Linked DNA regions of Homo sapiens: regions 2, 3 and 4 are each linked to region 1. A link is a contact called in ENCODE Hi-C or POLR2A ChIA-PET data. All regions are on one chromosome and are shown on one strand. The core of a region is the stretch at or near the end of the contact, and the rest is flanking DNA. Distances in the headings are between cores, read along the strand shown.

The links. A loop is a pair of places that touch in the nucleus more often than their neighbours do. ChIA-PET counts read pairs that join two places held with the same protein, here RNA polymerase II (POLR2A). Pooled maps may share reads with other maps.
Region 2: a loop to region 1 is called in a pooled map, with 2.2 times the contacts of the local background. The contact joins the promoter of SEPTIN8 here to the promoter of CARINH in region 1. A Hi-C loop is called at or near these places in 2 of 50 pooled maps. POLR2A ChIA-PET finds 5 or more read pairs at or near these places in 2 of 52 experiments (B cell and activated CD4-positive, alpha-beta T cell).
Region 3: a loop to region 1 is called in a map of mammary epithelial cell, with 5 times the contacts of the local background. The contact joins the promoter of IL3 here to the promoter of CARINH in region 1. A Hi-C loop is called at or near these places in 2 of 168 maps with a recorded cell type or tissue (K562 and mammary epithelial cell) and 5 of 50 pooled maps.
Region 4: a loop to region 1 is called in a map with no recorded cell type, with 5 times the contacts of the local background. The contact joins the enhancer-like site here to the promoter of CARINH in region 1. A Hi-C loop is called at or near these places in 1 of 168 maps with a recorded cell type or tissue (CD8-positive, alpha-beta T cell), 9 of 37 single-sample maps with no recorded cell type and 12 of 50 pooled maps. POLR2A ChIA-PET finds 5 or more read pairs at or near these places in 1 of 52 experiments (activated B cell).

What each region holds. Positions count from the first base shown.
Region 1 is chr5:132,409,636-132,412,252 of GRCh38, reverse strand. It overlaps CARINH (colitis associated IRF1 antisense regulator of intestinal homeostasis), which reads right to left and starts at 1,324. Exons shown (of 4, transcript NR_161242.1): 1 at 1,212-1,324. RefSeq lists silencers at 1,026-1,315, 1,386-1,685 and an enhancer at 1,926-1,975.
Region 2 is chr5:132,775,955-132,778,571 of GRCh38, reverse strand. It overlaps SEPTIN8 (septin 8), which reads left to right and starts at 1,333. Exons shown (of 10, transcript NM_001098811.2): 1 at 1,333-1,464. The coding sequence starts at 1,435. RefSeq lists silencers at 1,013-1,062, 1,153-1,562.
Region 3 is chr5:132,059,367-132,061,983 of GRCh38, reverse strand. It overlaps IL3 (interleukin 3), which reads right to left and starts at 1,329. Exons shown (of 5, transcript NM_000588.4): 1 at 1,116-1,329; 2 at 976-1,017. The coding sequence starts at 1,277. It overlaps LOC105379174 (a long non-coding RNA gene), which reads left to right. Exons shown (of 5, transcript XR_001742531.2): 2 at 376-513.
Region 4 is chr5:132,099,596-132,102,212 of GRCh38, reverse strand. No RefSeq gene overlaps it. Among named protein-coding and RNA genes, the nearest start is that of CSF2, 27 kb to the right of the region's middle. Within about 2 kb of position 1,317, at least 4 of the 41 ENCODE cell types and tissues checked have a DNase peak (open chromatin) inside an H3K27ac peak, as active enhancers do.

The DNA.
Region 1 (2,617 bases), core at 75-2,574:
AAAGCAATCAGTACTCAACACCATCCTGCTGAGGTAGGGCAGCGGCGGACTCCATGTTTTGAAACTTAGGAACTTAGACCATCTTTTGTCAAATTCAGATGGTTTTCTCAAAGTAAAGATCATTCAAGTTTTGTTTCAGTAATGGGCCGTATGATCAGATCTGTGTGATTAGGCTGAATTCATTATTATTGAGACAAAAATTGAGTTAAAGGGGATTCTTGGTATTGGCCTGCAAAACCTGTCATAACTTAAATGTAAAGTTTCTGATGATTTAGTCACTTTACTCTCAGCTCTTAGCTCTTTCACTCACCTGTCCTTGTTCTACACAACCTGCCTGATGGGTAACTTGAATACATATTTTCTCTCTTCAGGGGATGGGAACGCCCTAAGGGCAGGGGCTGTTTCCACAGCCCTGGGGTGGAACCCCCTTCCTGCATACCAAGAATGAGTTGGCTATACTTGACGAAGGGCAAAGACAAGGTGGCACGCATCTTTCATGCTTCTGCTGGCAGATGCAGTGGACTGGAAATTTCCTGGTCTGGGAAGGACTCGGTCTGTGAGTGCACCTATCCCTGACATCTATGCTAGCCCCGGGATGGGGGCCCCAGCAGAGTAAGGCCCTGACTTCACATGGACAGGGCCAGGGCAAGGGGGCCACATCCTGGCCTAGTTGCTCTCCATGCCCGTGATCAAGGGAGATGAGCTGCCAGCTTGCTCGGTCAAGGAACACTTGGAAGGCACTCCAAGTGCCCCCAGGTGCACCAGATCTAGGAAACTTAAGCAAACTACATGAGGTATGGGGTGGGGCCCAGTGGGAAAAATGAGTCTGACAGGTCAGAGGGAGTAGATTATGAGCTCAGGTTAGGCATTCTGTTCAGCATTTTACGTACACCCTCCCACTTTTGATTTTTACCAACACCCAGGGAGGTCGGTGCTCTACAAAAGGGAAAGGCGTGCTCAGGTGGCCCGACTTGCCACGGTTCCAGCTCGACCCCGGGCTGCTAGCCCCTTGGCACGCTTGTCTGAGGCCTCCCAGGTCTTCCAGCCTGGCCTGGAGGCTCAAAGCCACGAAACCCAAGGGTGCCGCTTCTCAGGCCCTCCCCGCCCCCACGGCAGAACCCCTGACCCTGCCCGGGTCAAACGCCTGGCGTCGGGCCCGCCGGGTCCGCAAGGAGGAGCCCGCGAGGCGGCCGCGAAGGGGCTGTGCTTACCTCGCCCGGCGCGGGTTGCGGCCCCAGGGCCCGCGCTCCAGGCTGGCGGCCGCTGCATTCTGCGCCCCTCGCCTGAAACGGCAGCTGCGCCAGTCCTGGCCACGACCGCTTTCATTTTCCTCAACGACATCGGCAGGAAAGCGAAAGCGAAACCCTCCGGGAGGCGGGACCGGGGCCGAGCGCGCAGTGAACGCGGGGCGCGCGGCGGGCGCGGGCCGGCAGCCAGAGGCGGGGGCCCCGGGCTCGGGTCTGCGCGTGGCCTGGCCCGGTGGCGTTCGGGGTGGAGCTGGGCCAGCCGAGTGCCCGAGAGCTAGTCCGCCACGCACACCTGCCTCGGCGGGACCCGGGCCCGGGCTGGGCGGGAGGCTGGGCAGGCCCGCCGTAAGTGGAAAGGCGCCCGCGGCGCTTCGGCCGACCGGGACAGGTTCCTCCATCTGCCCTTCATTCAGCGTTTACTTGGGCCTGTGGCTGGCAGCCGGCCCGGGACCTGACCGCTGGCGGCGCCTCGGGCTCTGGCCTGAGGAGGCAGATGGCAGCCTGAGCAACTGGGACCAAGCCTCTGAGGAGTCCCCGTTGGAGGGGACTTGACCATGAGGTACCAGGCATCTCATCTGGGGTCAGCGGAGAACCCAAAAGTCAATGACGTCGGTGAAATGGGGGTCCCTTCATCCGATAAGAGAAACTGGAACAGCAAGCCTATGGTTTGGACTCCCTGGTCTAAGCGGTGCCCATCAATATCTAAACATTTAGAGATTCCAGGTTTCAGTGTCTGGCCGTCTCTTACTGTCAGTGATTTGGGGCAAAATATTCAAGTAGTTAGACTTAATTACTTCCCCTGTGGGATGGGAATAATAATAATCATACCTACTGCCAGAATTTTAGGAATGAACAATAGAAGGAAGAAAATACTTAAAATTTTCTGACAGCCTCTAAGTGGGTTCCTTGAGGGCAGCAACCAAGTCATTTACCTGGATGCTTGATAGACATTCTCTAATGGCCAGTCCATCAACTTGGAGCTATCTCCATGATAACAGGTTAGTTGTCAAAGTTTGGACAATATTATCTGGAGTTTAAAGACTGAGGAAGCCCTGCAATTTTTTTTGGAAGGTGTCTGAAACTTAGCCTGACAATTAGCCCCCACAATTATGCCACGGAACCAGGTTTTTGTTAGAGTGGAGCATGGCCACAACGTTTGATGGACATTCCTACAGCGGTGTTCAGCGCTGGCCACTGAGGTCTGAAAATACTTTTGCAAGCATTTCTATTCACTTGCTTTTAGAAAACATTGGTAAGACACCATACTCCAAACACAGTTTGCCCTGTCTGTACGTTTGTTGCAAAGCAAACATAAAAGTTTTTGCCATAGAGCAAACACAGAGCAGTCTGTTATAACTGGAACAAGAAAC
Region 2 (2,617 bases), core at 84-2,583, 370 kb before region 1:
TAGATAACTTTAATACAGCATGGGAAACAGCAACATAGAGAGAGGAGCAAAGTGAAAACATTGTCAGGAAGGTCCAGCGGGAAGTCAGTCCACCTTGGGGACAAGCTACAGTTTGCCTGGGAGAGTGAGGAGGGGAAAGCCAAATCAGGGTGACAAGGTCAAACAGCAGAGAGGGGGCTCCTCTTAAGCCAGGTGTGCTAAGTCGAACGTGGTCTTTAGGCACCTCCAGTCAGCACAAGTTTCTGAGTAGGAGAAACAGGTCAGGTTGCTTCTCAGCATACTGGGGTGAGGGGTGTGTGTGGAGGGTGGACCAACCTGGGATGAGGCCAGTGGGGGGTAGGGGGCAAACCTTGCCACATTCCCAGAAAGAGCAGAGAGAAAGGCAGAGGGAAGAGAAAGAAACGGGGTTTCAGAGGATTTGGGAGCTGCTTTTGTATAGATTGTCAGTGAGAAGGATACAGAACCTCCTGAGGCCTCCGACCCTGGCGTAAGTGTTAATTTTCTGAACGTTTTGAGCAGTGACATTAGCGGAGAGAACGTGCACGCACTGGGAGTGGTCATCCTCTTTGCACAATGGTGGAACCATTAAGACGTTGTCCCAAGCCCTTGGGACAGGCAGGGTGATGGACACTTGCAATCTGACGCCTTGACCGTCGAGCTCCGCTTTTCTATTGCAGGAATCCCAGCCTAAACTGCGCATCCTGCTCGTTGGTTGCACAAGGAGCCGAAGGCTGGTCCCTTGCCCGGGAAGGCCGCCTGGCCGGACGCGCGGGTCCCGCCGGGGTTCCCGCCTTAGCTCCGGCCGGAGCATCAGGTGGGGCCCAAGACACCCGCAGACTAGGCTGCCGCGGCCTCTCCCGGATCCGACGGGTCTCCCGCAGCTTGTCCACACTCTGGTTGGTGGTCCCAGCACATTTGCAGGCTCCAGCGGGTGGAGACGGCTTGGTGGGGGAGATCTCTAGGGCGCACGCCGTGCCCCACTTCCCCCTTACGGGAAAGGCTTTCCAGCGCGCGGACCCAGGAGACTCTCACCTAGGCTCGGCCCCAGGCTCCAGGGGACACGCAGAGGCCCGCCGGGCACCAGCCCCGAGCCCCCCGACACTGCCGTCCCGGTCCCCCAACGCGCGGACTACAAGTCCCAGCAGTCCCCGCAGCTGGCACCTCCCGCCTCGCCGCGGAGACCCCCGGCCGTCCAAGCGGCGGGGCTCCGGCTGCGCTCGTGGCCGGGCCGGGCGGGGAGGCCGGTCCCGCGGGCGGGGGCAGGGGCGGCTCCGCGGCTTCTCCCGCCGCCGCCGCCAAGGGGAGTTTCCAGGAAGTGGCCATATTGGATCCATTCAGCCGCAGCCGCCCGGGCGGAGCGCGTCCCGCAGCCGGCTGGTCCCTGTCGCTGCCCCTGCGCTCGTCCCAGCCCACCCGCCCGGTGCGGAGCTCGCCATGGCGGCCACCGACCTGGAGCGCTTCTCGGTGAGGGCCCCGCTGGGCCACGGCGCGCGCGGGAGGCGCGGGGCGCAGGAGGGGCCGCCCTGCAGCTGGCGGGGGGCGCGAAGCGGGCTGTCAGCGCCTCACGGCCGGGCCTCGACACCGGGCCAGCTCGAGGACCCCGGCGCGGGCTCTCGGCCGCGCTATCGGGGGGTCCCGGAGCGTCGGGCGGCCTGCCTTGCCGGGCGGCTGGTCGGGGTCGCTTCCTGGGGCGCAGGCAAGGCTAACCCCTTTCGCGGGAAGGAGCAAAGACCCGCCTGGCTCCGGGCAGGTGCGAAGATAGAGTGGCGCCCGCGGGGCCGCAGGTGAGGGTCCGGGACACTCCGGACCCTATCGCCCAGGGTGTTTCTTTCTGCACACTTGGGGAAGAGTCCTAGCCGCACAGGTGCTGCGGGATAGGTACAGCCGGGGAGGATGGAGGCCCCAGGATCCGAGAGAGTCTCCCACACGAGCCCAGGACAGTTGCAGACTTGAGTCCTGAAGACCCTTGGCCTGCTTTTCCTTCCTCCCCCGCTCCCCTCTGCCCCGCTCCCCACGCCGGAATCCTGGGTGCGACTCCAGGCAGGTCAGGCCTCAGTGGTCGGGTCTGCGGCAGCCATTCGCCAGGAGCTGGAGGGATTCCAGACTCAGCCCAGTGGGCGTTTATTTGGGCTCCAGTCCAGGTCCTCAGAAGGTTGATGTCCCTGGTGGTCCCTGCAGGGGTCTCACTGGGCCTGAGCCTGCCGACAGCCAACTTACTAAAGGCTTTCATAATTCACTCGCGGGAGGGAGGCCTTTGGGGGGTTGTATCTGGACATCCCCTGCTGTCTAAGGCTGGATCTGGGTGTGTCTGGGAGGCTAGGCTGTGACAGTGAAGGAAGCTGTGTCCTCTTGCCAGCATGTAAGGCCCTGGTCGGCTGGAAGGGGGAGGAGGGGGAGAAGGAGGAGGAGGAGGAGGGAGGCCCAGGGCTGTTGGAGGGAAGGGGGAATTCTGAATATGTGAACGATAACGAATTGGTTCTGGGGCTAAATAAGGGAGCCAGGACTTATGTAATTAATGCTATAAATACCGTCATCCCAATTTATATATGTAAATTTTCCATTTAATCTGAAAATACATTTCTTATTCTACTTTGGAAATGTGCATGACTAAAGCAGG
Region 3 (2,617 bases), core at 80-2,579, 350 kb after region 1:
AAGACCAGCCTGACCAATATGGTGAAACCCCGTCTCTACTAAAAATACAAAAATGGGAGTGGTGGTGCATGCCTGTAATCCTAGCTACTTGGGAGGCTGAGACAGGAGAATTGCTTGAACTCAGGAGGCAGAGGTAGCAGTGAGCTGAGATCGTGCCACTGCACTCCAGCCTGGGCAACAGAGTGAGACTCTTGTCTCAAAAAAAAAAAAAAAAATGGGTGGGGAGGGGGTACCTAGGTGGATCTTTCTGCACTTGGGGGAAAAAATATCTCCAAAAAGAAGCTCTACAAAAGACAGGGGGTTTTCCAAGGGAAGTATTTGTAGCTCAGAGGCTGATAACAGTGTTCATGCCCTGACTGAATTAAAGTCTCCTAGAAATCAAGAAGAAAATCACAGAGACCCCAGCATGGAAATGGGTGCAGCATGTGAGCTGTGAGTGCCCCAAACACAGATGGCCCAGGAACTCAGCAAAGGCTTCCACTTCTTGTTTGACCCAAGAAATGTCATGCAAAGGTGAGACAGAACAACTGCAACCAACTGGAACCATGAAAAATAACTGTAAATGATAATGCCACAGCCAATGAGGGTGGAAAACACAAACTCAATTTTTTAAGGGAAAAAGAAGCTGGCACATCTGAGGGGGAAATTTCTGTCTGTCAGTCCAGAGTCTGCCCTACCAAACACTGACCTTAAGGCCCTTGGTATTCCTCACCTAGAACTGCCTTTTCATTTTCTAATTTAAAAGTCATTTTCATTATTATAGCCATGGCTGTGGCCATGTATTGAACTCTTAAGTGCCAGATGCTGGGCCAGAACATGCACATTGTGCCATTTGATTGTCATAACAATCCCACTGAGATAGGTGCTATTAACCCTATTTTACAGATGAAGAAAGCAAGGCTAGGTAAGATGGAATGACATGGCTGAAGTCACCCAGGCAGGAAGTGGATCGGGATCCACGGGCTGAGCTCTTACCATCAGAATGTCTTGGTCTTCCCCATTGAGGTTGTTGAAGTCCTGTGGGGGTGAAGGGAGAGAAAGGCCCATGAGGCCTTTTGGCCTTAGGCAGCCACCACCCCTCACTGCTGCAGGCCAGTCTTATCCAAGCTACTCACCAGCAAAGGCAAAGGTGGCTGCTTTAAGTGTGTTATAATTTCATCGATCATGTTAGAGCAGTTAACCCAGCTTGTCTTCAAGGGCGTTGTCTGGGTCATGGGAGCTTGGAGTCCGGGGCGGACCAGGAGTTGGAGCAGGAGCAGGACGGGCAGGCGGCTCATGTTTGGATCGGCAGGAGGCACTCTGTCTTGTTCTGGTCCTTCGTGGGGCTCTGAAGAGTTGGCAACAGCCTCCCGCCTTATATGTGCAGCAGCAAGGTGCCCACAACCCCGGGCAAGGCGGGGGGAGGTGGTGGTGTGGGGCAGGCGTCGGAAGGATCTTTATCTGACATGGAACCTCCATAGAAAACCACAGACGTAATTATTCATCCATGACTTTCTAGTACTCAAGATCAGTGAAACAAGAAAAAAGATTACTTAAACGGTATCACTTCATCTTGTCAAGGAGGATGAGAGATGGGAAGCATGGCAGCAGGTGAGAGGACCCCTGTGGCAGGAAGGGGAAGCCTGACTCAGCTCACTGAGGCCTCCTGCCCAGTGGGATCTCATCTGCCATCACCTGGACTACCCTGGCCCTCTGCTGCCCGCCCTGCTTGGTCCTGGTGGGTGGCCAGGAGGCCACTGGAACAGATGAGAGTTTGTCTGGTAGCCGGTCACGCTGCTAAACATCCACGTTCAGCCTCAGGCTCTGAGAAGCACATCTCTTGGTGCCGCTTCCCAATACAGAATTACTGGTGTTCCAGTCCCCAGTGGTTTGTCCCATGGGCTTCGGGCAGCTTCTCCTTGACACTTTGTTTCTGGTGGATGGCCGAGGGCGCTCAGGCCCCAGGTGGCCATTCTCTTACTGGTCTGCTAGCAGTGGCATGGCTGTTCCCTGCGTGTGGGACTCAGCCTCTGCAGGAGGCCCGGCTGCAGCCCCTGGCAGTCCCTCTGGTAGCACCGAGAGCTGAGCTCAGGTACCTGAGGACACTGTCACTGGGAGCTGGGGGAGGGGCTGGCCTGGGAGGTTTAGGAGGCAGAATTGGCATGGTCTGAGGGGTGAGGTCAAGGGAGGAGAAAGGAGAGCAACTCCCTGGTTTCAGACTGGGCCTCAGGCTGCTGGGGCAGGGATTGGCAGGAGACAGTTGTATTGAGAGGTCTTGATCCCCGTCTGTGCTGAGCATGGATTTGCCAGGTGCAGGCCCAGTAGGCAAGGTTTGCAGAGAGGGGATGTGAGTGGGGACAGACCATGGGGAAATCCACAAGGGACCTGAGAAACTGCAGCCAGATAGGAAGCAGGAAACCCAGAAGGGCGGGGGTGGTTATCCCAGAGGGCAGCCCCTGAGAGAAGAGGGGTCCTCCTGATACGGGCCTGTCTTGGGGCCTGCCTGACCCACCCCATGGGGTAGGGGCTTTTGGTAAAGGGATGAGTGTGACAGGGGCATGTGGAAGACTTCTTCAAGATGACTGGCCCCGGGTGGGAGGGAGAGGAGAGCAGTAAGGAAAGGCCAGGGTCTGGGTCA
Region 4 (2,617 bases), core at 68-2,567, 310 kb after region 1:
AGGCTGACAGAGATGCCCCTCCAGCACTGCAGCCCTGCCTCCCCAGCTGCAGGCCAGAAGCCAAGGAGGCCCTGAGTACTGATGTTGGGCCCTCTGGGTGCTTCCCTTGTTTGTGGAACCCCACAGCCCCATTCCAACTTCTTGAGCACTTTGCCTACCCCAGGAGATTTAACTGGGGCAAGAAATCCTGTAAGATCTCAACAAACGGACGTGGGTAGAATAGCTCCCAGAAAATCTACTCAAGGGAAGACCCATGTACTCCAAGGTATCAATAATGGTGAGGGACTCAGTCTGTAACTTTCTAGGACAGTTTCATTTCATTTTAAAAATTTAAGATGAAAGAGTTTATTAATGGAAGTAGTTCATGAAGCACCTTCAGGAAACCACACAGGACTCAGAGCTCCTTGCCTTTAGAAAGACAGGACTGTGTCAGCCTGTGTGGCATTCACACCTGGATTCCCAGGGTGGGCTTCCCTTAGAAAGGGAGAATTAGTTGCAGCCCATCTCTCTGTGGGAATCTCACCTGGTGAGCCCCTTCTCCCAAACTCCTAGAGTGTCTCACCCCAGCTCCTGGGCTCGACTGGTGCCTCTGAGGAGCGTACCTGCTGTTGGAATTGGCGGAGCGCTGCCAGGCTGAGGAGCGAGGAGAGCCTGCCCCTGGGCCCTGCCACCAAAGCCATGGGGGCAGTCGCATGCTTTGCTTGTCAGTTGGTGGCATTTAGGTGGCATTAGGAATGTTTGTTGTTTCTAATTATTTGTTTGTTTGTTTGTTTATTTGAAAGTAATCCCTCTTTTTCCAAAGGCCTGCATGCTGCCTTGATTCTGGAGGAGCCAGGGATTGGCCCAATGACCCAAATGTTTGGAAGTCTTTAAGGGCCCTTTTCATGCCCGTGAAGTCACAGAAGTAGGTAATCACCCACCTACCCTCCCCAGGTACCCGATATTGATGTGGGTCAGAGGGGGCTGAGAAATAACTCAGCCTCAAAGCCTTAGACCGTCTTCTCAGGGTGTAACCGTCATCTCAGGATAGACAATTCAGGAAGAGGATGCCTTGCCACACATGAGGAGGTGGGAGTGGCAAATGAGCAGGCGTTGCATTCAGGGCAGGTTTAGAGGAAGGTTTGGCAGGTGAATGATGGTTTGCGTACAAACTACAGACAAGAAATTGAGAGGACAACTGGGTATAGGTGAGGTGACTACTCTGCCCTCAGAAAAGTGGAAGTCTGAGTTCATGGGGGAATGCCTCTTAAATAACACAGATGGGCAAACTCCAGACATTAGTGAAACCTTCTTCGTTAGACATTCTTTTCAGGGGTTTCTCATACTTCCCCAATCACCTTAATCATCAGTGCTGACCACAACTGATACCTTTCTGGGTGACTCAAGGCCAGTGCTCAGGCGGGCCACCGTGTGTTGAATCCAGCTGAAGATGCAGGTGCAGCTGGAGGAAGGACTAGCCCTGAATGGGCACCAACCCCAAAAGAATCCACTGACTGTCACTTAGGCAAAAGTTCCGCAGTCACATTGCTTTTGGATCCTCCGCCTCACTCTTCCTGAGAGGTATTTGGTGCAAATAGCCGGACCTCTGGAGTGGGAGACACCTGACTCCAGTTCCTGCCACTTCCTCCTTCCTGCTAGTTGCCAGACCTTGGACAGTTTGGTAACTTTGAATTTGCCCCTGTCAAATTCATTCATTTACTCATGCACTCACTCACTCATTCACTCAACATAAATTCCTGAGTAGCTTCCATGTGCCAGGTACTAGTTTAGGTACTTGGGAGTGATCAGTAGAGGAAATAGGTAAGTGTTCCGCCTTCAGAAATGTGTATCATGGCATGGGAGGTACAAAATAAGCAACAAAGCTGTTAACAAGTTAGAAAGTGGTAAGTGCTATGGGAAAAAACAGAGCAAGATAAGCAGTGCTTGGAGTGGTGGTAGAAGGGGCTGCAATCTTAAACAGTATGGACATGGCAGATCTCTGAGAAAATAACATCTGAGCAAAGACTTGAAGGTGTTGAAGGCGTTAGCCCCTTTTAGGCACAGGGAAGAGCCAGCGCAAAGGCTCTGAGGCTGGTGTGTTCAAGGAGCAACATGGAGGCAAGTGTGGCTGGAGCAGAATGAGTGAGCAGAGAGGGTCACAGGGGAAAAGAAAGTGATGGAAAGATAAAGGGGAAGATGATGCGGACCTTGCAGGCCACTGTGGGAACTATGGCTTTTCTGTGGTAAAACACAGAACTCCAAGAGGGTTTTGAACAGAGGGCTATGATCTGACTAGAGCATAACAGGATCACTCTGGCTGCTGAGTTGAGAATAGATTATAGAGCAGGGAACAGGTAGAAGCAGGGAAATTAGCTAGGCTTCCACTGAAGTATATTCTAGAAGATAATAGTGGCTGGAATCATCATGGATTCAGTGGAAGTGGGGAGAAATGAGAAATGTTGGATTCTGGACCTGTTTTGGAAGAAGAATCATCAGCATTTGCTGATGGCTTAGATGTTGAGTATGAGAGAGAGATCAGAGTTAAGGATGACTCCAAGGGTTTTTCTCTGAGCAGCTGGAAAGAAGGATTTGACCTCAACTGAGACAAGAAGACTATATGTGGGGCAGGCATGAAGGG